Linked DNA regions of Mus musculus: regions 2, 3 and 4 are each linked to region 1. A link is a loop called in an ENCODE intact Hi-C map of the cell type or tissue named here. Cell type or tissue: left cerebral cortex. All regions are shown on one strand. Region 1 overlaps Phyhipl (phytanoyl-CoA hydroxylase interacting protein-like). Region 2 has its middle 16 kb from the start of 1700113B09Rik. Region 3 overlaps Bicc1 (BicC family RNA binding protein 1). Region 4 overlaps Bicc1 (BicC family RNA binding protein 1).

Region 1 (8,000 bases):
AGATTAGCAAACTTGAAGAATACACAGAGAAAGAAAAGAAGGCTAAAAAAAAAATCAGTTTGCCATTCCTTTTTGTCTGAATCAGAATTTTAGACCTATAATGCAGTGAAAAATAAAAGACAAAAAAGGTTCTCTACCAATTAGAAAGTTTGAGAGCAGCTATCTACTAACAAGATAAACTTATACTTGGAACTGAACCATTAGGTTATGGCATGATTACAAGATATATATATATATACACACACATACATATATATATATATATATTGCACATTACATATATGTATATGCACATGTAATATGTAATATACATTTACAATATACATATACAATGTACAATATATGTATTACACATTACATATACATATATGTATATTACAAATTACTTGTTAGCCAGCTCTAAGAAGCTTCTAGCATACTCTCCTATCCCAGGCACACTTCCTTCCCACCCAGTGTACCCTGTGAGCATGAGTAAGCACACACATGCATCCAGCCTGCTCTCATCTCTATCAGAAATGCTTGTCTTCTACTTCCTCCCCTGATATTTTACTTTTAACATCCAGAAAAATGTTGCTTCCCAAACCAATGGCAGAGTTATTTAATACTCTTTCTCCACATTATTCGACTTACTTTGAATGCAGGATCCAAATAAACATGTATTCTGGGAGCCTTCCTTCTACCTCTAACTGTTCTGAATATAAACCCTTAAGGTTGGACCACATATACAAATAAATAGCAAAAAATAGCGTGTAGAAGAACACTAGGAAACAAAGTAGGCCTCTTTTAGGTTTTCTCTTTATTTTATGTGTAAGGGTGTTTTGTGTACATGCATGTCTGTGCACCACATGTGTGCAGTGCCTGAAGGGGTGGGAGTTTTTGGATTCCCTGAAACTGGAGTTATAAAGGGTTGTGAGCCACCATGTAAGTGCTGGTAAACAAACCTGAGTCCTCCAGACGGCAGTGCTTGTAATGCTGAGCCATCATCTCTCCTGCCCTAAAGCAGGACTCGTATTAATTACTGAAGATCAGGGCCTGTAAATAAATGAATCCCCAGAGAACAAAATGGCACTGCTCTCTAGTATTGCTTTGACAGTTGCTCCATCCACTAAGGATGGTCTGTGAACTGTCAATCTCTAAGCCACTCATTTAGAAACTTAAAGAATATTAGTTGATTTTTGTGTGCTGATACCTTTATAATTTTTTTTTCATTTTCATTTTTAGTAACTTGCATTTATCAGGCAATGGCAGGTAGGAAATTTTTTCTCAAAACGTCTTTTACTCTACATGGTTAGGTAGATTATAGACAACAAAATGGTAAGATGTTGATTCTGTTTGAGGCTAGATGTCATGTAGCTCAGGCTGACCTTGAATTCCTGATCCTCTTGCCTCTACTTCCCAAGTTCTACAATGACTCTACAATGAATACATGTTTCACCATGCCAGGCTCAACTCCTTCTTAATAGTATGGTTTAGAATAAAGAATATGATCTGTATAAAAATCATAAGTAATATTTATTACTATAACAACATGTCTTCAGAGTTGATACACACCTCTGGCACTTGAAAACATATTAGTACTAGAATTGTAAGTACACTTGTATATGTCTGCACTTAGAAACATTCCTTCCTAAACTCAGATGCGAAGACATATAGGGCTATCCATCTTGGAGTAACCCTACACAGGACTAACCTACTGCATTATTTAAGTTCCTATGGATCTCTGAATAATGTATATAATCTCAAAACTTTGGTAATAGGCAAAAGTAAATCAGTCTACAACTTTCTTTAACAAACTTCAACATCTTTATCCTGTCAAGAGGGGTTAGCTCACAGCCAGTTTTATAGTAGGTGTTAGTGCATACTTTAGTTAATGGTCACAAAGTAACTATTTTAAAGGGTTTGTGGGTTTGTAGATTATGTGGTCTCTGTCACAGCCAGTTACCTCTTCTCTAAGAACACTGTAGTCACAGATAATATGTAATTAATAGAAAATAAATTTATAAATATAAACTTATTATGTTTATATAAAACAGGCATGTCTGTGTTCCAGTATAGTTTTACATATATTAAGAGGTGGCAGGCTTGGGAATCTGGCTCAAGGACCATAATAACTAACTTCTGGTTTACATCATAGACATAAAATACTGCCATTAGGAACTGGTCACATAATAAATGTGCAAGATTATCTTGGTTCTTGTTGGCTTTAGTCAGTAGCTTTTAAAATTTTAAAGACTGAGAAATTCATCAGCTTCTGACTCATGGAAGACAAGTTTTCATCAAAACCAAAGTATACAGTAAAATTGTGTGTGCCTTATCTTTAATGGCATATGACTAGTGAATGAAGCTATAAACCTTCTATGCTATTCATAGGTAGCAAAACCCTCCATGGTACAGAAAACAAAACAAAAAGATGTATCCATAGAAGTTGCCTCTACCACTGTAGCCAATAGTATTAACAGGGAATCCCCAGAGCAGCTTAGTAAATGGACCACAACCACAGTTCCAATGTTCATACAATGGCAAACTAGCTACATATGCAGTTGAGATGCTCTTTGTCCCATCGTAGCTATGACACGACTTTGAGCTATTAGACTCTTGCTAGCATTCTTTAACAAACCTGGATTGCAGCAGACTTAGTTCATCTTTGGGATTCAACTTTGGCCTTCCCCAGACTGTGTTCACTCTTCGTCGGGGAGTGAAATAGAGCAAAGCTCCTTAAAGACCACTCTAAAGCTGATGGCAAATACAAACCTCTTTCTTCCCCATAAGTTCTGGTCTCCCTAGTGACCTGGGTATTTTCCATGACTAATTGTTCTCCCTGTTCTAGAACTCCTCTTCAGAGAACACAACTGAAGAACAGCTGCTATGTTTCCAAGTGGTTTTCTAAAGTTGGATTTTAACTGCCTTAGCTCAAATGCTTCTTGTCTTTATAGTAATCCATCTAAAATGACTCCCAAGATTTCAACACTCTCCTCATGTTGATGAGAAAAGGGACCTCTGTTTCACAATCTCCCTTAAAGCAGCAGAGTTCTTTTTATCAACTAATAATTCTAAAACATCTATCACTAGACTTTAGGTATTCTGCATTTCTGCTGGAAACTTTCCAAACATTATTTTTCTTCTCAAAGATATATGTATAAAACACATCCTTTTCGGGGAGACAATTCAGGTAAAAAGTCTGAACTATAGAGTAGCATAAATGAAGAAAAAGATGACCCTAGAAAGAATATGCTTTCCCCTCATGGCATTCCCTCTGAAACAATGGCAAAGCAGTGCATAGTACAAATACAGCCACAGAGTGGCTCGGATCTAGAGCTCTTCTTCAAAAAGAAGGTAGAACAGAGACCTAACATTCGAAGTTTAAAAAAAGCAAAGGTTATCGAGATGTCTTCAAACATTTGCTTTGCTTCATTTTCACTCATCAATAATTCCGATTTCCAACTTTCCAGACTTAAAATTCTAGTTATTCCTGACCATATTCCACACTGCCTGGAATTCTGTCCTGAAGTCGGTACTTGTGCATCCTCCTGCCCTGCCAACCCGCTGCATTCTGACACCAGGGAGCAGAGCATGCTAAAGCTCTCTGCGCATTTAAGCCCAAATGTTCCTGCTTGGCTACACAGTTCTGCTCCCAGTCTTTGCAAATGCTGACTTTCCCCCTTCAATGTATATGTACAAACATATTCTACTCTGTGAGACATTAATTATAGTCTGACAGTAATAAACTATTTTAAATAGCTAAAATATTAGGTAATTAGCACAGTAAGAAGATAATTGAACAGATTAATAACGAATTAAGAGATTCTTGGGAAGGCATTTAAGATACATTGAAAATAAAGCCAAGAAAGAGATATATTCAACAAGGCAAAACTTGAGTTTTGAAACTTTTCCCGAGGGCAGAGAAGTGAATGTAGAAATTAGAGTATTGTGCTTCAACTGCTGTGATTGCTGAAACTGATTTACAAATGAAAGCACACAGGGAGAAGACGCACTTGAATTAGAGGAAAGCAAAGTGGATCAAAACAAGTAGGAAATCTTAGTGAAGACAAAACCAAGTGACCTGGGTGTGTCTACACAGTGCTCTACCTAGAGTCAGGCTCTGAGAGGCTGGCCAGGGCAGCCAGTCAAGTGCCAGTTACTGCTTGGGCCACACACATTCTGCCACTGGAGGGAGTCTGTTCACATTGTCTTTGATGTGACTTTCCCTCTAAAACTTCTTGGTCTTCTATGGAAATGAGATAGAGCTCCTACCAAGAGTAAGAATTGGATTAACACAGCTGATGGTTTTCTTGCTCTTGTGTGCTTCTTTTAGCTTTTATTCATTCATTTGGGTTCTTTGCTCCCTAATGAAAATGTACATTCCCCCTCGCAGTGGTATCTGAGGCAAAGAAATGAATACAGAGACATATGACCGAGAGCAGGGCAGCTGTTAGGAAAGAGCATGAAGGAGAATATTGTCAAGCCAGGGCAGAGGGGAGCTAAGGCAGACACTGGTTTAAAGAGTGTGCTCAGGTCATAAGGCACAAGGAAAGCATCAGCAGATGTCAACTGGAAGCCAAGAACAGCTTCTAGAACTAGGGTTGACAACAGTGTTACTGTTGGGATGCTACCAAGCAAAGGGTCTCAATACCACCACTGAGATTTTTTTTTCAATTTGCCCTTAAAATTCAGAATTTATGGTCGTCAATAATCTCTCATACAATGCTTTCCTAAACAGCACACAACTGAATTGCAAATACTGGCCAGAGAGAGAAAGAGACAAGGAGGGAGGAAGGGAGGAAGGGAGGGAGAGAGTGAGGGAGAGAGGGAGGGAGGGAGGGAGGGAGGGAGGGAGGGAGGGAGGGAGGGAGGGAGGGAGAGAGAGAGAGAGAGAGAGAGAGAGACTTTAAAAAGTACTGGGTTCAACTCAAGAGAGTATGTAGAAGATAACATTCCACTCCCAATAATGTTTCTCTATTTTGCAACAAGAATTATGGTCTATGCTACATAATACTTCATTTTACATTTCAAAATCCTATATGACATTACTATGCCTGTTTTGGACAAGAGTGCCTCTGGCTAAAACAGGTTAAGTAACTGGCCCACGGTTACAGGGCTAACAAGGACCAACAATCTAACCTGGCCATGTGATCTGAAATGGTATCCCTGCTATTCCATGCTGCACGTCAGTGGGACTGAGTCATGATTATGTCACATTCTTGTGATGAAGGCATTAAAGGGACACATTCCAGGTGTTCTTCCCAGGCGTTTGCTTGCTTTAGACATGTTATTACAGGCCACCTGATTCAGACTGAGCCATTACACATTTGGGTTATTATGTTCCCAATGTTAAGCTGTGTTCTGATCATATGTCAAAAGCATAAAAGGAGGTTTCAGCTCCTGTAACTTAAGTAGACAAGGTTCCTTAAAGAAATCTATGTTTTGAATATATAAAAGAGAAAAACTTTCCTTTCCCTTTCTCCACCGAACGATGATTACAAAGAAACTGTAGGTTACTTAAGTTATATTCACTTGCTTAGTAGCATCATAAACCTCATACCATATCTAGACACCATATCTAGACAGTCATAAAATGATCTACTCAGAGGAATAATGACTGTTAAAGAGAGAAAGCTGGGGGGCAGTGTTAATACTATTAAAAAAAAAACCTAGTCTTTTCTACTTCTCTATAACAACAATATTGTTAGCTTGGAGAAACACATAGAGATCTATTTATCAGCTCTATCTATTGGTCTATCTGTCTATCTATCTATCTATCTATCTATCTATCTATCTATCTATCTATGGTAACATGTGAGTAAACCCTTTTTAGAAAGGAACAGAAGCTTGTGTGTGTGTGTGTGTGTGTGTGTGTGTGTATGTAATAAAAACATGACAAGAGTCAGAATTAATATGGAACTTTGTATGGGGTGGTGAGCATTTTCTTTTCTTTTTTTCTTTTCTTTTTCTTTCTTGTCACAGGTCAGCAAGTGCTTCATGCTATTATGGGAAGAAACAAACTAAGAATGGATTCCCATATTACTGATATTTTCAGGTGAAAGACTGGATTTTTTTCCTTCCATTAAAAAAAAAAAACCATTATGAAGCTACATGGTGCACTCAATGAAGTATACCAGAGCACTCTAGAGCTAGGAAAGAAGTACTTGCCTGATTAGAACAGGAATTAACAGATGCCCCCATAGCTACAGTACATATTCCAACAGTTTCCTAACAGAGTCCTATCTAGAATCCTCATTTTGAACTACAGTGACTAGCACATAGGCAGGAACCATGTACCAGCAACAAAGTGGACATGCCTAGGAACGACTACTCACAAGGATATATGCATGTACACTTACAGGAATCCCCTTACTTTATTAAAAAGTGAATGCATGACTATTTGAACTCAGATATCCTCCCAAGATTACTAAATATTTTGAAAATAACGGGGGGGGGGCAATGCTGTGAGATGGTGCTAGTAACATAAACTACAATTTAGAGGAAAAATCAGCTACAAACAAAGCATAAAAGAGAAGAGCCAACGAAATGAGAGACAGTGATGTTTTACTAGGAACCATAGCTTGTGACTCATGAGACACACAGAGCATGATACAATTAAAAACCTCTGTGAGTAGAAAGGAACAGAAATCCACGATTACCCACTACTTTGCCCTAGACTACTTTATTTCATTTCCAAGGAACTTACGTTTTCCTCCGTCAATACCAAATTACCAAGAGTGAAATGGAAGAGTAAAAAGTAAAAAAACCACATACTCCCATATTCATAAAATAAAACTATAGCTCCGTAGACCTAAGACACAAAGAAATATATGATCAGCTATGTCTGCTGCCATAATCTTGCCTCATGTATTGATAACAGTGAGACTTAAGGGGAAGGGAAGTGAGTGAGGTGTAGGGAGCAGACACCATGAATCTGTTATTTGCTCACTGTGAAATCGTACTAAGGAAAGTCGTAATAGAGACTGAATGCAGCATCCTACAAGCTGTTCCATAAGAACCTGTGTTGTTCCCTCTAAATGACTGTCATGACGCCAACTTACTGATTAGAAATTGCCATATATTGGGACTGGGTCACAAGGGGGAGGGAGAAACAGAAGCATGTGACAGCCTTTCAGTGGAATGTCTCCATTTTTTTCCTCACATTTTTTAAAAACATGGTTCTTTGTAACTCCTTGGTTTAAACTACTTTACAAAGTGAAACCTGACTAGTCTAGAGGACTATAAGTGATTATTGTTATAGCTATTGCTTGATCCCAACATCCCCCTCAATTAAATGTTACATAATTTGCTCATTTTGCAGGATTCATAATGCCAACTGAAACAACTAAAAATGGATCAAAAGAGCTACAACTCCAGAGCAGAATATAGTAAAAGCAGAACTAACTCCCACAGCCTACCTTAGTACTCTGAACTTTATTAAACAAACATTTCCCTGACACCCCTGATAAACACAGAAAACACAATTTTAAAAACTGAAATTATTAAGGTCTGAGGAACAGCATTAGGTTGTCTAGTTCCACTTATTATTTGAATGAGTATTTGATAAATTGCTGAATCAAATAAAAATCAAATCTACTTTTATTAGAATCTTGGTTTTCTCTGAAACCAATCTGAGAAAATAAAAATAGCTGCAATTTACAAAGCTAATCTACCGACAAAGGAAATAAACAGTCTTTACAAGAATACTTAATTATTCAGACTACACCTCTTTCATAAGTTAAGGTTTGTTGTGTTCAAAGAGTTTGAATTTTCATTTAGAGATTATTAAAAATAAATTCACACTAACAATTAAAAATTATTAGTAAGCAGGACTTTAGTGCTCAGTCGACTTAAATGTCCATTTCAATGCCTTTAAAAAAAATCAAGATCTTTGTTTCCTATATGAGTTATCCTGCTACATTTAATGACCTTACCGTGCACCAATTAATAGCTCTCATAACTTTTCTTTTAAAATGTTCTATAGCTATTACTCATATACAGTTGAACATTTTCACTGATAA
Region 2 (8,000 bases), 620 kb after region 1:
TCATCTTACAGACAGACAGCTTTGCAAGCAGCAGTTGTGTGAACCCCTAATGATTTCTGGCTAGGCAGCCTTCTCTGGTAGGAACCACGCTCCAGTAGGAATCTGGCCCAGCAGAGACTTGCAGGCTGGAGTGCTTAGGCAGGGACAAGGACAGGAACCGTGTTCTTGGAGGTCCATTTCTTGGTTGCTGGGATGGTCTTTATACAAAATGGACAATACAAATCTTGAGGCTCTTGCTGTCCCCAGTCCGGTGGGATCCTGTTATGAAGGCAGTGCCCAGGATGTAGGTACCTGCTGATTCACAGCAGCTGGCTGACACTAAGTCACTGTCTTCTGAGATGCCTACCTCATTCAGTCAGGCCTTGGGAGCATTTGTGTTTGGGCCTCAATCCTAACCTTGAGCAAAGCAAGCAAGAACACCATGAAGTGATGAATTTCTTTATCTTCCTTGGCCCTTGCTACAGTCCTTCAAAACTACAGAAAATCTCAGATCTGCTTGCTGTGATCAAAGATGTACGCCGATCACACCTGGCTTTCTTAAGAAAAATGGGGGTGGGCAGAGGAAACAAGGCTTCCCTCTATCTAGAACACTTTCTGTTCCTTTCTATACATATAGCATGAATTATGTCATATGGAGATATTTTAGTCTTACTCTGGCTACTCTGGAATTCACTGTGTAGTGCAGGCTGGTCTGGAACTAGGCAATCCTGCTGAGTCACCTTCCAAAGTGCTGAGACTGGTCCTGAGCCACTGCTGTAGTCTGTAGGCCTCTTAGTTGCTAATTAAGGAATTGTTAGGTGCTGGAGAGATGATGGATCCTGAGTTCAAATCCCAGAAACCACATGGTGGCCCACAACCATCCCTAATGCAATCTGATGCCTTCTTCTGGGGTGTCTGAAGACAGCTACAGCATACTTACATATCAAATAAATTTAAAAAAATACCTCAAGACAAACATTTAACAAGAAATGGAAAACTCTGGAGGCAGAGGCAGGTGAATTAATGTAGGATAGCCTTGTCTACATAGTGAATTCTAGGACAGCCAGAGCTACATAGTGGGAACCCGTCTTGAATAGAAGGGGAAGGGGAAGGGGAAGGAATATAGAAAGTCCCATGAAGAGAGCTGTAAAGTACAGGTGAAAGGCCCACTATTAAACCTGAGCTATGGAAAGCTCACGTCATGAGAACACAAGTTTCTCCCCAGTTGGTCTATCCATCTCTTGTGATTTCAGCAAAGGCACCAAGATTTCCCATAAGGAAGAAAAGTTATTCAAAGTCACAGAAAAAGAAAGACAAAAGAGCCAGGAGCCAAGTAAGACTTGGTGCTACTGGGGAGGAAACATGCCCCCCATCAGATTAAAAAAAATAAAATTGCAAGTCTTGTACAGTGGGTTAGCATAGCATTTGTGGAAGACAAGATGAGACCAACCACCAGGCTTTAAACAGAATTTAAAGATCCAAAAATAAGTCCACGTGCATCACAAGTTAAATGCATTCAATATGGCACCCTAAATCATTAAGTTCTGTTGGGTATGAAGACAAAAGTGTGTATAAAGATGCTGGGCACAGCAGCCCACACCTGTAACCCTCAAAGTTAAGTCAGGAGGATGCCTGGGGCTTGCCTCTCAGCCAGGGTTCACCCAGGACGAGCAGGCTGAAGCAGGAGTCACTGCCTTCAGTGTGTGGTTGACCCGCTTGGAGGAGGAGGGGCAGAGACTGAATCAGGAGAGACCACCAAGGGGTCTTCCTCTCTGTCCTTGCCCTCTGTGACCACTGCAGCATTCTGATTCCAGAGGTTTTGACTCCTCAATAGGTGCTCTTGAGGGAGCAGGGAGTTTAGGCTGAGCAGAGACTGATGGGGGGTGGCTTTCAGATCCATCATGGCTTTCAAACTGAAGCCACGTCTTTCTAAAGAAACCCCAGTGAGTGATGAGCACTACATCGCACAAATGAGAGTGACCGGGCATTTCCCTGGATTCCACTCGGCTCCTTAAGCCACGCCCCTTTGGCCCCAGGTGAAATAGCATGCATGAGTGTGCAGTGGCGCCGGCCTTTAACCCCAGAGCTTGGGAGGCAGAGGCAGGCGGAATTCTGAATTCGAGGCCAGCCTGGTCTACAGAGTGAGTTCCAGTTACTTTCCAGTCACCTGACAAAACCTCCCTCAAGGGAGGAAGGGTTTATTCTGGCTGACAGTCTGCGGGAGCAGACTATCACTGCAGGTCTTAAAGGCGGCATCTCAAATCACTTGGTTTGTTCAACCGGTATGAAGACAGAAGTGAGTATGGATAAAAATGCTGGGCACTGTAGCCCACATCTATAACCCCAAAACTGTGGAGGCAGAGATGGGATCACCCCTGGGGCTTGTGGATCAACTAGGGTTCACCCAGGACCAGCAGGCAAAAGCAGGAGTTACTGCCTTGACAGGTGTGATTAACCTCGATCTAGAAACTCCCTCACAGACATGCCCAGAGGTTTGTTACCATGGAGATTCTAATCGCCATCAAGGTAACAAGATCAACCATCCTTTCTTTTTCCTTCGTCTTCCAACACATGCTCTTTAGGAACACCCACGATTTCCTACTTAGATGTATCTGCTTCCACCACGGTTCAACTGACACAAAAGGTCTCAGATCTAAGCCCCAGTTTGGGGGCCAGTGAGATGGGCCAGCTATAAGGGCAACTAGTGCCAAGCGTCTAACCTGAGTTTGAGCCTGGATCCCCACATGCTATACAGAGAGAGAATGCTGCAAGTTGTTACAAGTTGTCCTATGACCTACACACACACACACACACACACACACAGCCCGTACCTCTTTGTTTTTCCCACTATTCTGGCATCCAGCAAGCCCCCAGCTTTCCTCCTATCTCTGTCCCCCAGTGCTGGGCTTATAAGCACACACAGCTATTCTCAGTCGCTTCATGTGTGTGCTGAGTCCTTCTGCAAGCGTAAATTCTCTTACCCACTGAGCTATCTATGCAGCTCCAGGTTCTATATTTCTAATGCTGGTCTGAGAACCACAGCAGGGAACCCAGGCCAGCTGGGCTTCACACACAGGAAGCCCTGGGAGGTAGATGAGGATATCAGCAGCTCCCCTCAAACCTGTCTGGCTCGCTGTGGACCCCAGGCAAGCCATGCTAGACTGTGAGCAGGCTCAGCTCCTGATAACCCACTCTAGGCTGTCTCCATGTCTAAGTCGGTGCTTGTTAGAAGAGCTGGGGCTATAAGCTTGACCTTCAGCGTTGGCCCTGTCACCCACCATATCCCTGTGCCATTAGCGGGAGGGGGAGGGAGGCAGTCACTCCCTGTGGAAGCAGGGACAAGTCACAGTGGTCATGAAGGAAGTGTGGCTTCACGGTGGGACGCCCTCTGAGTCACCTAATGGGACTCAGTCAGAGACCCAGATGACAGTGCTGGATTCAGGTTATAGCTGTTGCTCACCTTCAGCCGCTGTATCACTCGGGGTCAGTGTCAGAGATAAAACCCACTTTAATTAAATAGGAAGAGACTGAAGGAATGCAGGAGACTGGCTCCAGACAAAATAGGAAGGCCAGAAAAGCGCACATGCTCGTGTGTGTGTGTGTGTGTGTGTGTGTGTGTGTGTGTGTGTGAGTGTGTGTGAGAGAGAGAGTGTGTGTGTGTGCGTGTGCATGCGCGCGCTCAGGAAGCAGAGAGAAGCGCTAGGAACTGGCCTCTGCGGTGCAGACAGCCAGCCCTGCTATAACCAAGATGGTGGAGTCAGAAAACTGTTCCTGGGACTGACAGCGGTCAGGGAGCGAGGCTGCCTTCAAAGCTGTCTCCTTCGAAGCCACACTGCTGCTACGAAAAACCCTTGCCTGCCCACACGCGGTGCCTCGTCACCCTTGAAGCCAGCAACTAAGTAGCTAGGGAAAGCATACTTCCTCCACACGTAGACCGCTGTGCCTTCCAAATGTTCCGTGGCCTGTCTGAGGAGCCACACTGCAATCACATCTGGGACCTCTGTTTCCCGACCCTTGTAAGTACTGGAGACATGTCAGGAGGCGCAGGAAGAGCTAAGGCACCAGGAACCTCAGCCAGCTCCCTGTATCTTTGGAGGAATTGGGGGTGGGGGTGGGGAGTAGGCTATTACCTGAACAGGAAAAGGTATCTCCTGGCTTAAAAACAGAGGCAACTGAGCAAGAAGAGAGATGTGTATAGCCCCAGGGACTTGAGCTGGTCATCAGCCTGAGCCCTTGGATTTGTCAAATGCTGCCTTCTGCTGCCCTCTAGTGTTTGCGGAACAAACTGCTTCTCCACCTGATACTAAGAACTCCCCCGATGCCAGGAAAAGCCTCCCAGACTAGTCGACAAAATTACAACTCATCTGATCAGTTGACATTCGGGTCACACTTGCCCCAAATGTTACTGTCTTAGCTCTCCTGCTGTAAGATATTTATCCTCTGTAATTAGAGGGGTTCATGATGTCATGGTTCTGGTGGGCTATGGCTTCCCAGGAAGCCGTACTAGAAAGCATCTGATTTGTTGCACATTTGCTTGTCTTGACAAAGCCCTGAGCCCTGCCCCCACCCCACCCGTCATCTCCACGGTTGGAGATTGGAGGGTAAGATCTGTGTTTTTTTTCAGGACTCAGCCAGTAAGAAACAAGTGGCCGTCAACAAGCAGAGTCTTGAAATGACAGACTTGTTACCAACCAACAAACTGAAGTCATTGTGTTGACAGTTTTCAATCTAGAGACTCGATGTACCAATCAGAATTGTGGAGTCTGATCTGCTGAAGTATCCTGCCTGCCTCCCTGGTTAGGTCCCCAGTGTTGCATCTGGGATTCCACAGGATGGAGGGTCTGTCTGTCTGGCCCAGTGGGTAAGACTGGGAGCTGCTACTCCTGGATTAGCCTTCCATCACCGTCTCTCTCTTTCCCTCATCATCATTTGTGTTAAACTAGAGCCTGCTTTTAGATCTTCCTATAAGGAAGACGGCCGAGAGCAGGTCTCTTTGGACAATTTGGTTCTGTCCACAGTAGGGCAGAGGTCAGCAGCACATTTATCAACTCTCCCTTTGCCTACGGCCCCTTCAGCACACAATTCTCTTTAAGTCTCTACCCAGTCGGCTTCCAAATGGGTCTTCAAAACTGCCCTGAGTGTGGCTTCAGTGCCTTTTGTGAGAACTGTCTCTACCCCAACACCACGCTCTCTGAGAACCTCTAAATATTTGCAAACACTTTGACACAGTTTCAAACCACCGCAAGCTGGAGATGTCAACAGAAACCACTTCTTAAATATTCTGCTTAGCCAGCAAAGCCTTTTAGCTTCCAGGTGCCTGGGCTGTCCCCTTCCTGCCTCTCCGAAGCACCAGGCTGTTAGGAGAAAGGCATTTATTTGCAAACAAGGCCAGACAGAGATCAGAGGTCCCCTGCATGGCTTGGGGACACACACCACACTGTCATCACACACATCTGCTGTTTGCTTTCCTCCTGGGGAAGAGATGGGCTCCCCTTGAGGCAGAGATGATGAAAGGCTGCAGGGGGGTAGGGGTGAAGGCATGGGGGGACGGGACAGGGTGACAGCAAGCTTGAAGCTGCATGTGGGGTCAGGGCCTGTGTACTCAGGTCTCTTGGAGGTTGATCTGCTGATCTACTTCAAGGCTTTGGAATCGGAATCCCGGGATGTCGTCCCGCTGGGTTCTCAGGGGAAATTCTCAAGGGCTTGAGGTGGTGGCCTAGCCACAGAAGTGAGACCATAGAGGGACAAACACTTAGAAAAAGAGGCAGTCTCACGCTGTTGTTATGATGAGAACAACTGCCAGACCCCTGTGATGAGCGGGACAGAGGACAGGAGTGTGCCTCTGAGGGACAAGTCAGGGTGGCATAAACAATCATATCATTTGCAGAGAGAATTTCCTGGAAACAAATCAAGGTAGCTGCTACAATACCACAACATGCATTCAGTTAAAGATTATTTGGACCCACATTGCTAGCTGGTGTGTAGATGGAACCACCTGTGCCTGCGACTACAGCGCCACAGATCACAAGTCACAGATGCGAATGCTAATACTCTGCTTTAACAAATCCATCTGGATCACTTAGGAGCAGAAAATGAGATGTGTGAGTCTATTCATTGAAGTGGGTTCTGTAATGCCAAACTTTAGAAACCACCCTTCAATGACCTACTTATGGTATAGCCACAGTGGAACAGGATGCAGTCTAAAAGATGACAGAGCCAGTCAGTGGTGGCACGAGCCTTTAATCCCAGCACTCAGGAAGCAGAGACAGAAGGATCTCTGAGATTGAGACCAGCCTAGTATAGAGTGAGTTCCAGGACAGTCAGGACTATGCAGAGAAACCCTGCCTCGAAAAACCAACCTAACAAATAAACAGACAAAAAGATGAAGTTTCAGATCAGACTGTATATTATGCTATCACTCAAGGCTAACCAAGCAGAGTGAGTCAGGGGATAAAGAGGGACCAAGTTCTTCTGATAAGCAGCCTTCCCTCTCCCACCCCCCCACCGTCAGCTACATTTCCAGAGGTCCCTTCACAGGGTAGGCTGGGTAGAGAAAAATACATACATACATACATACATACATACATACATACACACACACACACACACACACACACACAACCTTTCTTTTTCCTGTGTATCACAATTTGCATGTTAATGAACATAAGACTTAGGCAGGGATTGAGGGATGGCTCAGTGGCTAAAACACTTGTGACACGGATATAAGGACCGGAGTTCACATCCTAGAATCCCATGTGGAACATAGACATACAGGAAGAGAGTTTTGTAACAGGAGAATCTCCAGAGAGCTCAGGCAGGTCAGCTACCCTGTCAGGCTCAGAGGCAAAACTAAGAGGGGCTTGTCTCAAACAAGGTAGAAGAGGGAGTGTAACACCCCAGGTTATAACGAGAGGCACCTTTAGAGACTGTGGTAAGCCTGGCCTCCTCGGGTCTAGAATTGTGTTTGCTAACAGGCTGTTTCATAGCTATTTAATCTAAATTTAAATATTCCCGCTTGGGAGAGAGAAGGAGGCTAACAAAACTCTTTAAAAAGTTATCACTCCATGATGTCATGCCAGCTATGTCATTACCCCAAATTGTATGTCCCAATGTGGCAAGTAGGTGCTTTATAAGAAAACAAAGTTATACATCAAGACGTTCGCAGATACGTTGGTTGGAACACTGGGTGGCCAGCTAAGGCAAAGTGGAACAATCTCTGCTACAGGCCCAGGGTGTTATCTGTCAGCATTCCTAGCCCTTTCATTGGTGAGAGCTAGGGATGTCTCTGTATATTCCAAATGTGCTGCCTACATCTGTTGAAGGGCAGCCAGAGTCTTTGCTCTCTGGAAAAGCTTTCTCAGATAAACATACCCACAGAGCATTCTAAATCCAGTCATGGTAATAGTTAACACCACAGCTATCACAGAACTCAACACCAAATCCCACATTCATTAGCCATGTGACCTGATAAAATAACCTATAGAAAAGGAGCGTCCCCGTTGCTTTGAATAACAGTCTAAATGGCATCCACTAGCCAGAAGTGCTCAAACACAAACCCTGGAGCCTGTGGGTATATCCTTATATCCCATAGGAGAATCCTGGATGACAAGAAGAAACCATCCATGTTAAAGAATAGGAGAGAGAACTTGGGATACAGCGCAGATGGAAGACAAAGTAAGGACAGGGTCAAAGATGCAACCACTGTAAGCTCAGGACTCCCCAGAAGCTCTGAGGAACATAAGATTATTAGGGCTGAGAGGCGGCTCAGTAGTTAGGGGCTCTTGTTGCTCTACCAGAGAACCCGAGTCTGGATCCTAGCACCTATGTCGGGCAGCTCAAGAGCATCTCAAACTCTAGTTTGGGGGATCTGATGCCCTCTTCTGGCCACTATAGGACACTTATGCTCACATGTATTTACATACACATGTACATGGTGCACACAAAGACACAGAGGCACACACAAAACCCACACACCAGTAAAATTGCCAGAACCAGCCCCTAACCCTCTTTAAAAGTCTAGC
Region 3 (8,000 bases), 360 kb after region 1:
TCGAGTGACAGGTTTGGTTTTGTTGTTTCGCTTTTTTTTTCTTTTGATGTTATTTCAGATATTCCCGTGAAATCTTGCCTTTTCCACATCTCCAACCATGGAATTTGCTCGTCCTCAAATAGACAATAGATGCCATAAGATTGGGGAGACCGGTGTGCCCAATCTAGCACAAGCAGCCAGCCATACTTAGAACTCCTAGACACAAGCCCGCTGACAACCTAGGATGGACGAACCTCAGCTCAAGCAGAAGCTTGTTTTTTGTTTTTTTGTTTGTTTGTTTTGTTTTTTGTTTTTTAATTCTCCCCTGACTCACTTGGTATCAGCTTCCCAACAGAGCCCTTCCCAAGCGTTCACGAGCGGCAGCGCCTAGGAGCGCCTTTCCTGTGGTAGACTGGCTGGCTGATACTTCGTACACAGGATGCTGGACCAGATGGTTGCGTGCGGGTCTGAGCACACACTGACTCCTGTGGGCTCCAACCCAATGACTAAAACTTGCCCAGGGATTGTGCTGGATTCTCTCTGCTCTCAAGAAACCTAGCGCCTGCTGTAACCAGGGAGATTCTCCTTTGGGAATTTGGGGTCTAAAAGATGATGTTCATTTCTGTGTGTTTTCTGAAGTGCACATGGGTCAGTGTTATAGGAGCTGGGTGGCCAAGGAAACCTCTCCTCCACTCAGGGAACTCGGCTTCTCCAACCACTTTCTCAACTAGAACACAATAAAACGGGCCCCTTCTAAGTCAGCAGTTCTCACCGTTCCTAATGCCACCATCCTTTAATACAGTTGCTGTTGTGGTGAGCCCCCCCAACCATAAAATTATTTTGCTGCCACTTCATAACTATAATTTTGCTACTGTTTCAAATCTTGGTGTAACTGCCATACAGGATATATGATAGGCAGCCCCTGCAAAAGGGTTGTGCAACCCCCAAAGGGGCTGCGACCCACAGGCTGAGAACTGTTGTAAGTCCACCAGGACGTCCCAGTCCACAGTATTGCTGTGTTGCTATGGCTGTTCAGGCCTGTGTGGAAGAGACAGCTTTGGTTGAGGAAGAACCTGCATCACCATAGTAGTGTCTGAGTGTGACAGTTTGGAGCCCAAACAGGTTTTACACACATGACGTCTTTCAGTGTTGGGGATCGGACCTAGGTCTTCATGCGTGCATCCTACCAGTGAGCTCTAACACAGCCCATCCTACTATGTATGTGACCTACTGTGCTCTCCTTATACATGAAGGCATCTGGGAAACGAGAAGGAAAATGGTAAGCCTGGTCTAATGCTAACAGAGCTCTTGGCCAGCTTACAAGAAAGGTCTTCTAGATGAGGGCACTATTTCAGGATCAGCAAGGACTCACTGCACTTTCCATGAGTGGTATAAGCTTGGCTTGGCCTTGGGTTTATCAGGCCTAGCTGTAGGGTAGGGGAATGGGAGGTGGGGGAGTGGGTTCAGGGACTCTCCCCTCCCCCTTCTCTAGCTGCCCTCCAGATTTGCAATTACTTTTTGGAACAAACTGGATCTTTATCTCTAGGGAGGGAGGGCAGTACAGCCAAAGCAAGACAACACAGAGCGCATCCATCACCGTCAGCGGCTCCCCTCCATCTCGATGGCATTCTTAATTTAGCAGAACAAACACGCGCCACGGAGAACAAGAGCAGGCAGGCTGCGATTATTTACACTGGCATCGGAGGAATCTGGGCAACCCAAAACCACGGAGGCTAACAAAAGAAAAAACTCAGGCCAGATGAATCAGGTCCCGACCCGGTTGCTTGTCACCGTCACCGGGCTTTGGGGCTCAGAGGAGAAAATAGAATTTAGACACAGCACAATGGTAGAAAAGGGCAGGGAACCCGATAAGCCGTTCCCCAGTGGTAATAATAAACTTTATACCTAGTCCAGTGAGTCCGAGGCCTGCCGAAGCTAAGATATCCAGGCTGGGACAGGCCAGGCCGGCAGGGCACGATGCTGGGGATAGACTGGTTGCTATGGAAACCCCACTGCTTTCAAGTCCGAGGAGACACTTCCTTGCTTCATACATATTTAAGGCATTTCGCTCAACACTTTTCACAATCACAGACTATGAAAACACATAATGGGGGGAAAAAAGATGACACTGAGGTAGGCATACAATGACAGAAGGGTAATGAAAATGTAAATGAGTGGCCACAGGAGGCTGGATACCACCCCCTATCAGCCTCTGCTCCTGACACTCCCGTAAAACGTGAGTCCCCACCTACTATGTGTGTGTGTGTATGTGTGTGTGTGTCTATGTGTCTGCAAACCATTGAGAGCATGATGCTGTGGGCAGCCAGCATGCAGGTCCCGATCCCTACCTAACCTTTTAAGGTATGGATTCCTATCCAGGCATGCTTAGAAATTTAGCAAATTCTTGGTGTCAAAGTCCAGCTGCCCCACTACACAGCCTCTGGGCTTCATACTGAAGCATTCCTCCTCACCACCTCATTACCTGCAGAAGCCAAATCAAACCCACCATCACGTATAGATTGCACAGTTACAGTTGGCTTCTTTTTTTTTTTAACATACACGGTCTAATGGTTAGCTGACGTACCTCTAGGCACCACCAACCCCCAGTGAGACCACATCTGTGGCAAATCTTATGAAATATATGTGTGTGTGTTATATTATGTTATATATAATGATATATTTTATAAATAATAATAATTGTGTATATATATAAATTTTCCTTACTTCCTATATGTATATGTCATATACATATAGAATTATATAATTTATATATCTTTTATATACTAAATGTCTAAGCATATATATGTATATATATAAACATACATGTGTATATATACATATGTATACATATATAAACACATATGTGTATGTATGTGTGTATATGTATGTGTGTATGTGTGTGTGTGTGTGTGTGTGTGTAGTAGTAGTAGTAGTACTTAGAATCCAGCCATCAAAACACAATTTCTTTCAGCCTAACATAGGTTCGTTTTTCTCCTGAGCTCTTGGAATTCTTTTTATTTCTGTCTTTGTTTGGCCAAGCCCTTCTCGGAATCTGAACTGATGGTATTTGTGATTAAGTTAGTCAAACAGGGCTTTATGATGTCTAAATCCCATGGCCTGGTCTCAATCTCTGAACTCACTCAACCTTGCTCCCCCAGTCTTGGGGCGCTTTAAAGTTTTCTCTAAAAAATAAAATAATAATAAGTGTGGTTGTTTCCTCCAGGTGAACAGAAAATATCACATTTACTCATGTAGAAATCATATGCAAGACAGATACACATAAAGCATTCTATACACAAGATGGCATCTCTGGTTTAGAAATTTTAGTAAAGTATGGCAGATTTATCTACCTTAGTAATTCAGGACTTCCTACTCGAGAATCTAACTGCACATCCTTCTGTGGCTTACACACGTGAGTGTGGACACATGGATACACACGCACACACACACACACACACACACACACACGCACATCTCCATATATACCTGTACTTGCACATATACATACATACATATATACACACATCAACACACATGCACACACATACACTTACATGTGCACACACACATACACACATGCACTTACATGTGTACACACAAAAAACTGAATAGAATTAGGGAAGAGATGTGGGGGAAGGAGGGAGGGAGGGAGAGAGAGAGAGAAAGAGAGCACGCAAGCACCTTTCTCTATGAGAGAGTGGAGTAGCACCTGTGAATGTGGACCCAGGTCCTACCCTGACACCAAAGCTGGTCCAGGCTGAATCTTGTGCTGGCTGGCGTCCATGACTACAGACTCCCTTATCCATGGCTGCCTGCTCTGTGGCACTGTTACAGCTGCCCAAACCAAGTCGGATGATTACTGGTTTATTTTTTACTCTATGATACATTCCCCTGCACTAAAGCAGTGGCTCTCTACATTGCTAAGTCCGTTCACTAGACTTTATAAAGCAATTAAAAACCAGCATTTAATAAAAATAAAAAAAAGTTAGGGAAAACTCAGCTGTTCTTCAAAACATTCCACAAACTTCAAAATTTAATTACAGTCTATAAATCTTTTAAGTTTTAAACATTCAGAAAAAAATGAGGATTAATATAACATTGTCATACTTAATACCTGGAACACAGACAATTTTGCATGTGACTTTTGTTAACCCCCTGGATTATTTCGTAGCCATGCTTTCTCTCCTAGTGGTGAACTTGGGATGCACCCCCACACCCCACACCGCCCCAGGTCTCCCTGCCAGCCAATGCTTCGTGATTTGGAAAATATAAGAGTGTAAGTACTGCTACCTAACATGTTTTTCCACTCTGAGAGCCTTCAATTCATTTCACCTCTGCTCAGCACGCACAGCGGCAGCACAATGGCTGCCAGTGACAACCACTGGTGAGGTCCCAGGGTCCCAGGCTTTAAAGGAGCTGCAGCAGGCTTCACAATATTAATGCATGAACAGTCTTCCTTTCTTGCTTTCTCAGGGCACTTCAGATCAGACTTCTCCCACTGCGCATTTACTGTCCATGTAAATTACCAGATAGCATTGGACAGAGAAGGCGCTAAGGCGGCTGAGAGCTTTCATTACTCATGGGCTTTATTAAAGAAAAGGAGAGAACAGAAAAAGCAGCAGCTCCGCTAAGCCAGCACAGGACGTTCTGCAAATTGATTTGAACATGCGCACACATGCATACACTTAACATATGAGTCTCCTTAGCTACTCCCTAGCAACCAGCCTGTAGTCAGCAGATTGCAAATTAAGAGTCCTTCCAATAAATACTCAGAAGTGGTGTGTCTTGTTCACACAGTAGGTCTGCTTTGGCTTTCTGACAGAGTTCAGTATTGATTTCCGTTAACAGCTTGGCTGGTTTAGGTTACCACCATCAGTGTGGGAGCACTTCCTTTGCTCCACCCCCTCACGAGCACCTGGCCGACTGCCACCCTGACTGGGGTGACATGGGATCTTCATGGAGTTTACATTTGCTCTCCTTTGATGGCTAGTGAGGCTGAACAGTTTTATGTTCGCTAGCCATTTGAACATCATGGTTTGGTTGTTTTTAACAGTCTGTTTGCTTCGTTAGCCTGTGTATTGATTGGGTTGGTTGATCTCTTGTCAAAATTACCAAGTCAGATGTGGTAAAAAATAGACTTTTCTTTCTCCTGTATTTATAGAAAAACAATGTTACTAAAAACTAACATGAAAATCAAAAACCATGAAGAAAATGGAGGCAGATAACGGAGGGGGCACTGTTACAAATGTAACTCTTATAGCCAAATATATGTATCAGAAATTATTCCCATGTAAATGAACAACCAGAGTGGGTAGGGAAGGCTATTCCAGATGCTTCATCGGGTGCAGACTCTAGACCAACCTTGCTCGGCTGTTTGGGCTTTGGTTTAATACTGATAAAGACGTCCAGCTGTTCCATCAGCTGTGCGATGACCTGTGGGTCCACTTCAATGTCTTCCTTCATATCAAACATCAACACCAGAGGAAGACACCCCTAGACAAGACAGTAGGAGTGTCAGGGGTTAGTCATCTCAGCACCTGATGCCTGAGCATCTCCAAATAACACACGATCAAGTATTTAACTTAAATACCATTTACCTCTTCACAGCAAGGAGGGTGTGTGACCAAGGGGAGGGGCAGGAGACTATCTGGGGGACTGGAACTGCATCTGTTAAGCTTGTGGGTTTGGTGTGACTTTTCTTTTTTTAAGTCTACTCTTTACTAGAGAAAAACCCTTCACTGTCTGACTTCAGTTCCGTTAGCAATTGTACTGAGAGAGTCTTCACCACTCTGAGGGTCAGGGTCATGTGTCCTTGCTCGGTGACTTCCTGGGAGCCAAACCACTGTATCCTAATGGAGAACCCAACTGCTGTTTACTAACTTCTGCTTTGGCCCAGCCTGGCCCATCCTACCACAGATTTGCACACCCTGGATCTGTTTCTTCCACCAGGCCAGGCCCAAATCTCAATGTCCTATAGGTGGAGTCTGTAATCCCTCAGAGCTCTCCTTCCAAGTTGGCTGAAGTTGTAAGTCCTTCCACTCAGACATGTGCAGTGAACCACTGTTCCAACCCTCAACCCTTTCGGGGGGTGGGGGGTGTCACTACAGTGGCTATCTTTGGCTCTCATCTCTGCTTTGCCCTTCACTGCCTACAATCACTTGGCTTCTCTTCCTCTGGTATAGAATGCTGTTCAGCTCAAGTCCTTGGTCACTGGATATTTTTAAAGATTTATTTATTGACCTTATATATCTGATTATACTGTAGCTGTCTTCAGACACACCAGAAGAGGGCATCGGATCCCACTACAGGTGGTTGTGAGCCACCATGTGGTTGCTGAGAATTGAATTCAGGACCTTTGGAAGAGCAGTCAGTGCTCTTAACCACTGAACCATCTCTCCAGCCTGGTCACTGGATTTTTTTTTTCTTTCTTTCTTTCTTCACATGTATTGGACAATGCTGGGTACACTGTGATCAAAATGAAAAACTGCCCTTTTCACCCGTGAATAAAAGTGACTCTTCTTCATGGACCGATAATAAAAAAGAAAGGTTGTTAAAACCTTTGAATTTCTTTCTCCCTTCTTTCATTATTGCGTAATAGTACCTTTCAAAAAAACTATAGTTTTGGCAGGTGCGGTTAAAGTAGGAATGTGAGTCTGTGAAGTTTTTCAAGCATTTTAAGCTTAAAAATAACACCTAAACACCTTGGAAAGGAAGACACTACAATGAGTAATTTGCCAGTTTCTGTATGTAAATACGCCCCACCGCTAAAGGATTATTGACCATACAGTAAAATAAAGGTGGCTAACAAAAAATCATCCACAAAAAGTGAATCTTTAAATGTCCCACTGCCCTGACTGGAAGCTTGATCTGTCAGAGGAATGGACGCAACAATACAAATCTGGGTTTTCTCAGTTGTTTTGTTTATTTGTTTGTTTGTTTGTTTGTTTGTTTAAATGAATTTGCCAAGTTAATAGTGAAGACCATGCCTAATGTCCACTGGGTCAAATGTCACTAAAGACTGGGCCTGGAACCAAATAGTCTAATCTGTTTTTAATAAGAGTCTCTACCGACCCAGCAATACACCTGTCTCTTCGCACCAATCCCCACACACTGGGGTTTCAAAAAAAAAAAAAAAGCATGTGAAGGAGAGAAGGGCCTTACATCAGGATGCTTCTGATGACTCAACGGATGTTTGTCTTTCATAGCATTCGAAATTAATGCGTGAAATCCTATTTTTATTTACATAATAAATTCATTAACTGTACACATGTTTTAGATCACCAAGAGTCAAGAGTTTTGGGGTTTTTGTTGTTGTTGCTTTTTGGTTTTTTTTCGAGACAGGGTTTCTCTGTGTAGCTCTGGAACTCACTTTGTAGACCAGGCTGGCCTCGAACTCAGAAATCTGCCTGCGTCTGCCTCCGAAGTGCTGGGATTAAAGGCATGCACCACCACACCTGGCTTCAAGTTTTTATAGATGTGTGGGTAAACGTGGACCGGCCAAAGGCCAATAGCAGGCAGTTTCCTTGACTATTTTTTTCTCCAAGTTTTTTTTTTTTAAACAGTTTCTTTTTATGAACCCGAACCTCACAGATTATCTATCCTGACTGACCAGCAACCTACAGGAATCTCTTGGTCTCTGCCCCTCCAGCCCTGGGATGGCAGACACGCATCTCCACCCTTGCCTTCCTATAGAAGTGCTTGGGATCCAGACTCAGGTCTTCAGGCTTGTGTGGAAACTGAGCCATCCTCTCAGCCTTTGAAGGCGACCTTTAAATGGTGTTTTTTAGTTTTCCATTTACAGTTCAAACTGCATATCAGCACCCCCTGTCAAGCATAGCCACCTTCTAGCCACACCACAAAATGCATTCACCTGCAATCTCATCTGTCTTTAGGCTAAGTTAAGAAAAATATAAAAATGCTTCCCTACACAATAGAATATAGCCTACAGCGACACAATAACCCTTATTCCCTGTTTGCCTGGTATTCCAAATTGCTTTCTTAAATAGCGGGTACCCAAAATC
Region 4 (8,000 bases), 370 kb after region 1:
TTTCTCCAAAGGATTGTCTCAGCCTAACAAATTTCTATCCGTTTCTTCATTAAGACGGAATCTCATTTTATGATAAATTTTTCAGAGGGTGGTGACAAATTTTTAACTGCAATACTGTGACAGAAGAGCCTTTCTTAAATACGGTCAGTTGCAATGGTAGATAAATTATCCTGGTTTTTCTTTTCTTTTAAAGGCATTATTCATGAAATGGTTCAAATACCTGAAGACAGATGAAAGTGTGATCACATGACTAAAGATGCCGTGTTGGGCAGAGGATCTATGAGGAGGAGGAATCAGGACTATAAGGAAAGCCCCCACTGAGATCACACATGCCGACAACACATGCTGTCTGAAGTCCTACACACAGGAGCGCTTACGTGGCTACCTGCCCAATCTTACACAGCCACCCGTTATTCCAGCTGATGGAAAGAAAAGTGGAGAACTCGTAAGAACTTCCACCCTGGCAGACGAAGGCACGGATAAACAAACCCCAATCAGAGGCTCAGTTACCTTAAAGAAAGTGTAAAATCCCAAGTGGTGGGGAATAAAAAGGTGGCAGTCAAACTGGCATCTGAACATTGAATTCTGAGGAGTTTAACCCAATGCTACGAGGACAGATGTAAAACTTTTGGGATGTTCAAGGCTGTTAATGGCATTCCTGAACAGGAAGACTCAAGATATAAAAATATCAGACATTTAAAAGCCTTCTGAAATCATCAGTTTTTGACTTGTGCCCCAAAATATTTTTATTTTTGAAGCTTAACTTCTTTCACTTTAATCCTTGAAATACAAGAAAGTATCTCCCCTTTTAGAGAGGAAAAAAAAATCCTAAACTACTTTAAAATTACAAGGAAAACAATTCTTAAACATTAAGAAAAAAGGAACAAAGATAAATCCAGAAAAACAAAAGACCAGAGGGCAAGATCAGAAATATTTCAATAAAATATTAAGTAGTAAGGAAAAATAAAAAGCGGGAGCCACAGCCTGGATTTGAACCACCTCCCCAGTTACCAGCTTTGAGATGTTGGTCAAATTATCTAGCATCTCTGTGATGATTTACTTTTGAGGATAGATCAAATTATTATCTGTACAATATTAAGCACCTGGCATATAGCCAGGACTTCTGGTGTGCTTAAAGAAACAGCATCACAAATGAGTGTAGGCTTACACACATTCAGCTTCTGTCATTATTCTTTTGTATATGTACTTGTACTGGATCAAGCACCCCGTTCATTCCAGGCCAAGCGTGAGCACACACAAGTGAGCACACACAGGTGAGCACACACAGGTGAGCACACTCAGGTGAGCACACACAGGTGAGCACACACAGGTGAGCACACTCAGGTGAGCACACACAGGTGAGCACACACAGGTGAGCACACTCGGGTGAGCACACACAGGTGAGCACACACAGGTGAGCACACTCAGGTGAGCACACTCAGGTGAGCACACTCAGGTGAGCACATGCAGATACACAGGTGAGCACACACAGGTGAGCACACGCAGATACACAGGTGAGCACACACAGGTGAGCACACGCAGATACACAGGTGAGCACACTCGGGTGAGCACACACAGATACACAGGTGAGCACACACAGGTGAGCACATGCAGATACACAGGTGAGCACACTCGGGTGAGCACACACAGATACACAGGTGAGCACACACAGGTGAGCACACTCAGGTGAGCACACTCAGGTGAGCACACTCAGGTGAGCACCCGCAGATACACAGGTGAGCACACTCAGGTGAGCACACTCAGGTGAGCACACACAGATACTCACACAGGGCTCCTATGACCTCAGAAAAGCAAATGTGCTCATGTCTGTCATCATTGTTACTTATGTAGCACTAACAAGGGCCAATGTATCTTTCTGAAGATGGTATATTATGTGTGTGTGTGTATGCTCACACTTGCGTGTGTAAACGCGTTCATATACATAATTGCTTGCTATGATAGAAACCATTCATACTAAGCACTTTCTCTATCCCCCTCCCCCAGCAGACTCCCATGCACCTTTCAAACTTTGCCGATTTCTTTTCCCTGGTCCTCCCTTCTCCACATGATTCTTGGGTACCAGCTTGGAGTGTTCACTTACTTTTGTGTCTAAGACAGACATGATCATTTCTTTGGCTTCCTTCACATCCTCTTTCTTCCCAGAAACCTTGATGTGGGGATCTGGAAAGAAGCAGAAGGAAGGCTTACATGAGGCGTCACACCTCCCTCAACTGCCCGCTTTGAGACCGATTCCGCAATATGAAACATCCCACAATAAACCCTGTAGTTACTGCACTGTGTATATGCGATCACTATAATCACAAGCATAGGAAAGTAACCAACATCCGCATTTATCAGTGTTTTTTTCCCCTCTTCTGAAAATTGGATGAGCAATTTACCTCCAACCTGTGCAAAATAAGCAAATCACACCACTGCGAAATAAAATAAGGTAATTATGAATTCTACTTGTGAATTGAGTTCTCGTTATATTCTTGGCGGCATTCTAAAGATAATAGAGTAATTTGTTTAATCCAAGCTATTGCTTTGTGAACTTTTTTTTTTTTTAACAGAGAAAACCAATGCAGAAAGCAACAATAGTAACTTGCCCTAGAAAAGTAGATTTTACAGGACTCAGACCTGGCCCTATAGTGCAATGTCTTCCAACTCTGTCCACAATTTAAACTGTGATGACGTATTACAGAAAACATCCTCATGGGCCAATGTTCACAGAACAACAAAGTCCACTTGGGAATATTTCATATTTACCCAGAGTTCATTTTGAGTGACTAATACACAGCGTGATTTCTTTATTGACCACGATTGTAACTAGGGAAGTGTCCAGTCACTCAAGAGGGATTACTGATCGCCTTCACTGCACCAAGGTCTGGGGAATGTGTTGGTAAAGACGATTCCCGCACACACAGGCCTGAGTGATGCACAAGGAGGCCTAACAACATTTCACAAAGACTTTTACATGTTATACTAATCATCGTATGACAGAGCGTGGGATACAAGACATAAGGATTGGAGAGCCGGCTAGGGGAGAGGCCCATCAGGCTCACTAAGAGGAATTGGAGTGAGGGCCAGACACAGCCAAACTCTTCCAGCAAAGGGAGGGTCCTGCACAAGTCTTCAGGTCAAGGTGTGTTGCCCTGCTGTTAAGGTCTGAGTCTGTTGTTAACAGACAGCCCTGAAAAGGCAAAAGGGCAGACTCTTTGTCAGCTGGGCATCTTCTCCTCTGAGGACTCTGGATCCCACCTGAGGAAGGTCATGTGATCCTGCACCTGAGATTCCTGGGATGCCTCCCATGCTAATGAGGCCTCTCAGCAGCCTTCAGCCAATGACCTCCCCCCAACACCCAGATATTCTCACCCCCTCCCTCACAACTAGATAACCATTGATTGGTTCACCCCAAAAGTTTATGTGTATAAGCCCATCCTGAATAAAGGTATATGCCCAAGATAAGATCGTCTCAGAGAGCTGTTTCATTGCCGATCATCATCAGAGAAGGCCTTCTCACTCTCTCCCCACCCCCAAGGCACTCGCTTCAGGTGGACTGAGATCCTGTGCGATCTGGACTCTGCTTCATTCTTCCAGCCCGGTGTGTAGTGGCAGGCATCTGGACACCCCAAGCGGGAGAAATCAAGGACATGGAACCACGAGGATGTGTTTCCATTTCTCTTTCACTGGGTTCCTAGAATTTAGTAGTCTGGGAGTTCTGACACCTTACTGTCCAGCCTGGTGCAGATGAAGACCATCCTGGGGTAAGTGGAGAGTCCTTTGCCCATTTGTATTAGTGACAAAGTCAAGAAACGGATATGATCATCAATAGGTCATGACCATGGTCTATGAATTCCCTGAGTCCTTTCTGTCCAGTACAGGATAGAGATCCGTAAATATCCAGGTACCATCCACAACCATTGAGCCTTTTGTTCTTCCAAAGCAGGAATTACCCAGTTGCCACTGAGTAGGGATTATACCTGGACTACATACGTCGGGATGTCTCCACTGCCAGCATACCCCACAGGTCAAGGTCAATTCTATGCTGAACACATCACATATTTTGAGGTGCAACCAGTCAATCCAGGGGAGAGCCCAGGGAAGGAAGGAAAGGAGACTACTCAGCTCCTCTGAGCAGTACATGACACCACAGCTGACAACACCCTGCAGCTTTGGAATGTGGAATATGGGCTGAACCCCCACTTAATCACCCCTCTACTGGCACCCTGCCCTTCTCTGCCATGTCCCCCCTGCTACTCCTGACTGAGGCTCTCCTTATCCCATTATCTTTTTAGCCCTGTCTCTGACATTTGCAATGACTTTAAGATTGCTCGGAACTTTCCAAAACTGTTTTTCATAGGCTCTAAGTTTAGGGAACCCAAAAGCAAGGCACACGGATGCCCACCCACCACAGTCTATGAACCCGTTTTTATCTGGTTTGACAGAAGTGACAAATGATTCTGAAGAATATAGATCAATATTATTTACACACACACACACACACACACACACACATACCATGTGCAAGGTATGTTAACTTGTAAACCCATTACTTCCCAGGCTGGATAAACACTAAAATTCTTATACACCTGCACCTGTAGAGGTGCAGGCATGCTTAGTTTAAAGATAACCAAATTATCGTAACTTTTTCTTTCCAACAACAGAACAATAAGCAAAAGGAAAAAAAAAAAAAAAAAAAAAGAACAAAAAACAAAACCACCTCAACAGCAAATTTAGAAGTGAATGAGCACCACCTAGTGGTCAGAAAGTGAATTATTCAATGAAGCTGGGACTGCAATGTCTTCAACCCCTAACCCCAACCCTCAGATTCAGCTCTTGTTAGAAAGTGGCTCTTTGATTTGCCAAGCTTAATAGAAACCGAGAAAAACAAATACTACCACATTGGATCAAAGGGATGAGATGGCTAGGGACATGCTCGCTATCTCCCCCCTACTCTCTGGGTCCGCTCTTGCCTTTACGTAGAAGACATGTGCATGCTGCCTGCTGCCTGCTTCTAGTCTGAACGGAACCTCAATTCATTACTTGCCATGCCTGAGAGCCAGTGCCTGGTGAAGATTTCAGTTTAAGATTGTGTAAAATCACAGGGGATAAACGTTGTGTTCCAATTCACCCTAGAAACACTTGACCGTGAGTTGTAGTATTGACCCCACTGATAAGCACAAAATGAATTAGGCATCAGCCAGAAAGCATCAAAAGACAGAGAGCTGCAAGTCTGTCCAATGGCACTATGGGTACAGACTAGGGATGTTATAAACCAAGCTATTCACCCACACCCACAGTGGTACTGAGCAGACTAGCAGCACTCTATTGTCGAAAATGTCTATATGAAGGAGACTCTAGGCTCAGGTTCCTTCATTTCCGAGGTAACCATGAGCACTGGGCATTTCCAACAAAATTCTAACTTTCAGCAAGTCTGATCCTAGTATCAGAGGCGTGCGAGAGTGTTGGTTTTCGGATTCAGACCACACCCATCTGCTCCTGTCTTTTAGGCGTATCACCTCCCATGGAAGAGAGGAGACTGGATAGCAACCACTCTCACTGAGAAGTTCAGCTATGCTGGTATGTACACACCACAGAAGGAACAAAGGAAAATGGGCCCTGCTCTGCGGAGCTCGATACCTTTCACAGGAGTGTTCTCCTGGCTTTCATCTGTGAGTTCATAGACACCCTTGATGGTTCCAAAAACACGTTTTTGGTAAACATTTTAGAGTCGAGACGCTTCCTGAACCTAACCTTCAGCTTTGTCGAGCTTTTGGGAAGATGGTCTGGCATTGCAGGATTTTCCCTGTCCGATTACATTAGTGCAGAGGAGGTCTGTGATTGGACAGGGAAAAGGGAGGCGGAGCTAAGGGTAGCCACTAACAAGCTCTGTGGGAAAGTCACAGAGAGACTCTGGAGGACAGTGCGGGAGGAGTAGTAATGGAAAAGAAGGGAGAGGTGAGAGTGGTAGGAAGAAGCAGAGAGAAGGGGAGAGGAAGGTAGGGCGGGAGAGAAGAGAGAAAATGGGAGGGAAGGAAGGAAAGAAAGAGGGAGGGGAGGAGGGGGAGGGAGGGAGGGAGGGGGAGGGAGGAAAGAAGGAAGAGAGAGGAAGGGAAGGAAGGAGAGAAGGAGGGAAGGAAGGAGGGAGAGGGAGGGAGAAAGGAAGGGAAGAGGGGAAGGGAGGGAAAGAGGAAGAGGAGAGAGGGAGGAAGGGAGAGAGGGAGGGAGAGAAGGAAAGGGGGAACAGAGAAAGGAGGAGAATAAATACAGAAAATGTGGCACTATGCTTGAATATTCGAGGTCCCTATTGACTCCTGATTTTTGTTGTTGTTGTTGCTACTGCTGCTGCTGCTGCTGTTTTAATGCTTGCTACACAGCTGGTGGAACTGTCTAGGAGTCTGAAAACTTCAAGTGGAACAAGAAGATCAAGGGTTTAGAGCTCTAGAATATATTACCCTTCACTCCCTTCTGTAAACTCTACCTGCTTCTGATCCACAGTGATATGAACAGCTACTCCCCCCCCCCCCCACGCACATTGAGGTAAATATTATTTAAGGGTTTCTACCCTACATTTGATCATTTAGTTCCCAAATAAAAGACACAAAACCTTTACAATAAATTTTAATAGCACTAGATCTGGGCAGATATCAGCCCTCTCTGCTATTTTGTCTACTTCCCTGTCAATAACCCTGAGGTATGTTCTGCCTGGATCGCTCCTACTCCAACTGGCCAGGCTTCATGGCCATACTCTCATGATCCACCAACCCCATGGCACCTTCTTCCTTCTCCTCCCCCCTCCTGGTCTCTGCCTTAGACCCTCTGATGGTGTGTATATGCTTGGCCCAGAGAGTGGCACTACTAGAAGTTGTAGCACTGTTGGAGTGGGTGTGGCCTTGTTGAAGTAGGAGTGTCACTGTGGGAGTGGACTTTAAGACCCTCATCCTAGCTGCCTGGAAGTCAGTCTTCTAGCCTTAAGATGAAGATGTAGAACTCAGCTCCTCCTACGCCATGCCTCCCTGGATGCTGCCATGCTCCTGCCATGATGATAATGGACTGAACCTCTGAACCTGTAAGCCAGCCCCAATAAAACATTGTCCTTATAAGAGTTGCCTTGGTCATGGTGTCTGTTCACAGCAGCAAAACCCTAAGACAGACCCCAAGCCCAAGAAAGGAAGGCCTGCCTACCTCTCTTCTGTTAACCAATCACAGATAACTTGGGGGCAAGGTTTACACAACAAAAGCTGGTATATGTGTGAGGAGATCTCTCTCTCTCTCTCAGATTTATTTATTATATACATGTGAATGCACTGTCACTGTCTTCAGACACAACAGAAGAGGGTATTAGATACCATTACAGATGGTTGTGAGCCACCATGTGGTTGTGGGATTTGAACTCAGGACCTCTGGAAGAGCAGTCAGTGCTCTTAGCTGCGGAGCCATCTCTCCAGCCCCATGTGTGAGGATCTCTTCTTCTTGAGGAAATTAAACCTTGGGATATAGAATCTAGCCTTATAATACATAACAACAAACCAAACCTCAGAACACATAGTCATAGCTCTCTCTGACTCTGTCTCTGTCTCTCTGTCTCTGTCTCTCTCTCTCTCTGTCTCTCTGTCTCTCTCCATTAAGTTGCTGTCAGGAGCTTTGGTGATCCGGGTCAGACTGCTTAGTTTCCTTACAAATCTACATTGCTTTACTGTATTTCTAAGACCCCTACTAAAAGTTATTTTTATTATTTTTAATTATGTGTATGTGGTGTGTGCCTGGCGTGGAGGAGGGACTGCACTCCCCTGGGGCTGGGCTTATGCATGGTTTGGAGTCTCTGACACACAGGTGCAGAAGCCTAGGGTCCCTTGCAGGGGCCACCCAGGCGTTTCACCTCTGAACCATATAATGTTCTTAAACTAACCTAAACTAACCCGATATCTTTATTTTGCAGTTTTGCGCTGTCTTGTTGTATGTAGTTTATCTAACCTCTAAGGCATTTCCAAGAACCCTAA

What was found. Hi-C counts contacts between places; a loop is a spot of excess contacts. Peaks named below come from ENCODE experiments on the same cell type or tissue, not always from the same donor. Only the 100,000 strongest peaks of a DNase experiment are listed, where the experiment ranks them.
Region 2: a loop joins it to region 1, with 2.9 times the contacts of the local background. A loop is called at or near these places in 9 of 42 quality-filtered maps.
Region 3: a loop joins it to region 1, with 4 times the contacts of the local background. A loop is called at or near these places in 18 of 42 quality-filtered maps.
Region 4: it touches region 1 in a loop (2.9-fold over the local background); 18 of 42 quality-filtered maps call a loop at or near these places.

What each region holds. Positions count from the first base shown.
Region 1 is chr10:70,590,059-70,598,058 of GRCm38, forward strand. The region is part of intron 1 of Phyhipl (phytanoyl-CoA hydroxylase interacting protein-like); the gene reads right to left. Among named protein-coding and RNA genes, the nearest start is that of Phyhipl, 5.2 kb to the right of the region's middle. In left cerebral cortex, a CTCF peak has its summit at 4,152; DNase peaks (open chromatin) are centred at 4,160 and 7,076; H3K4me3 peaks cover 1,547 bases; H3K27ac peaks cover 1,341 bases.
Region 2 is chr10:71,214,198-71,222,197 of GRCm38, forward strand. No RefSeq gene overlaps it. Among named protein-coding and RNA genes, the nearest start is that of 1700113B09Rik, 16 kb to the left of the region's middle. In left cerebral cortex, a CTCF peak has its summit at 4,253 (motif pointing left); DNase peaks (open chromatin) are centred at 698, 3,892, 4,254, 5,416 and 1 more place.
Region 3 is chr10:70,948,055-70,956,054 of GRCm38, forward strand. It overlaps Bicc1 (BicC family RNA binding protein 1), which reads right to left. Exons shown (of 21, transcript NM_031397.3): 9 at 5,341-5,472; 10 at 1,885-2,071. Among named protein-coding and RNA genes, the nearest start is that of Gm24486, 70 kb to the left of the region's middle. In left cerebral cortex, a CTCF peak has its summit at 4,162; DNase peaks (open chromatin) are centred at 424, 1,681, 1,985 and 4,626; H3K4me3 peaks cover 398 bases; H3K27ac peaks cover 1,079 bases.
Region 4 is chr10:70,959,034-70,967,033 of GRCm38, forward strand. It overlaps Bicc1 (BicC family RNA binding protein 1), which reads right to left. Exons shown (of 21, transcript NM_031397.3): 4 at 2,102-2,181. Among named protein-coding and RNA genes, the nearest start is that of Gm24486, 81 kb to the left of the region's middle. In left cerebral cortex, a CTCF peak has its summit at 4,764 (motif pointing left); a DNase peak (open chromatin) is centred at 4,792.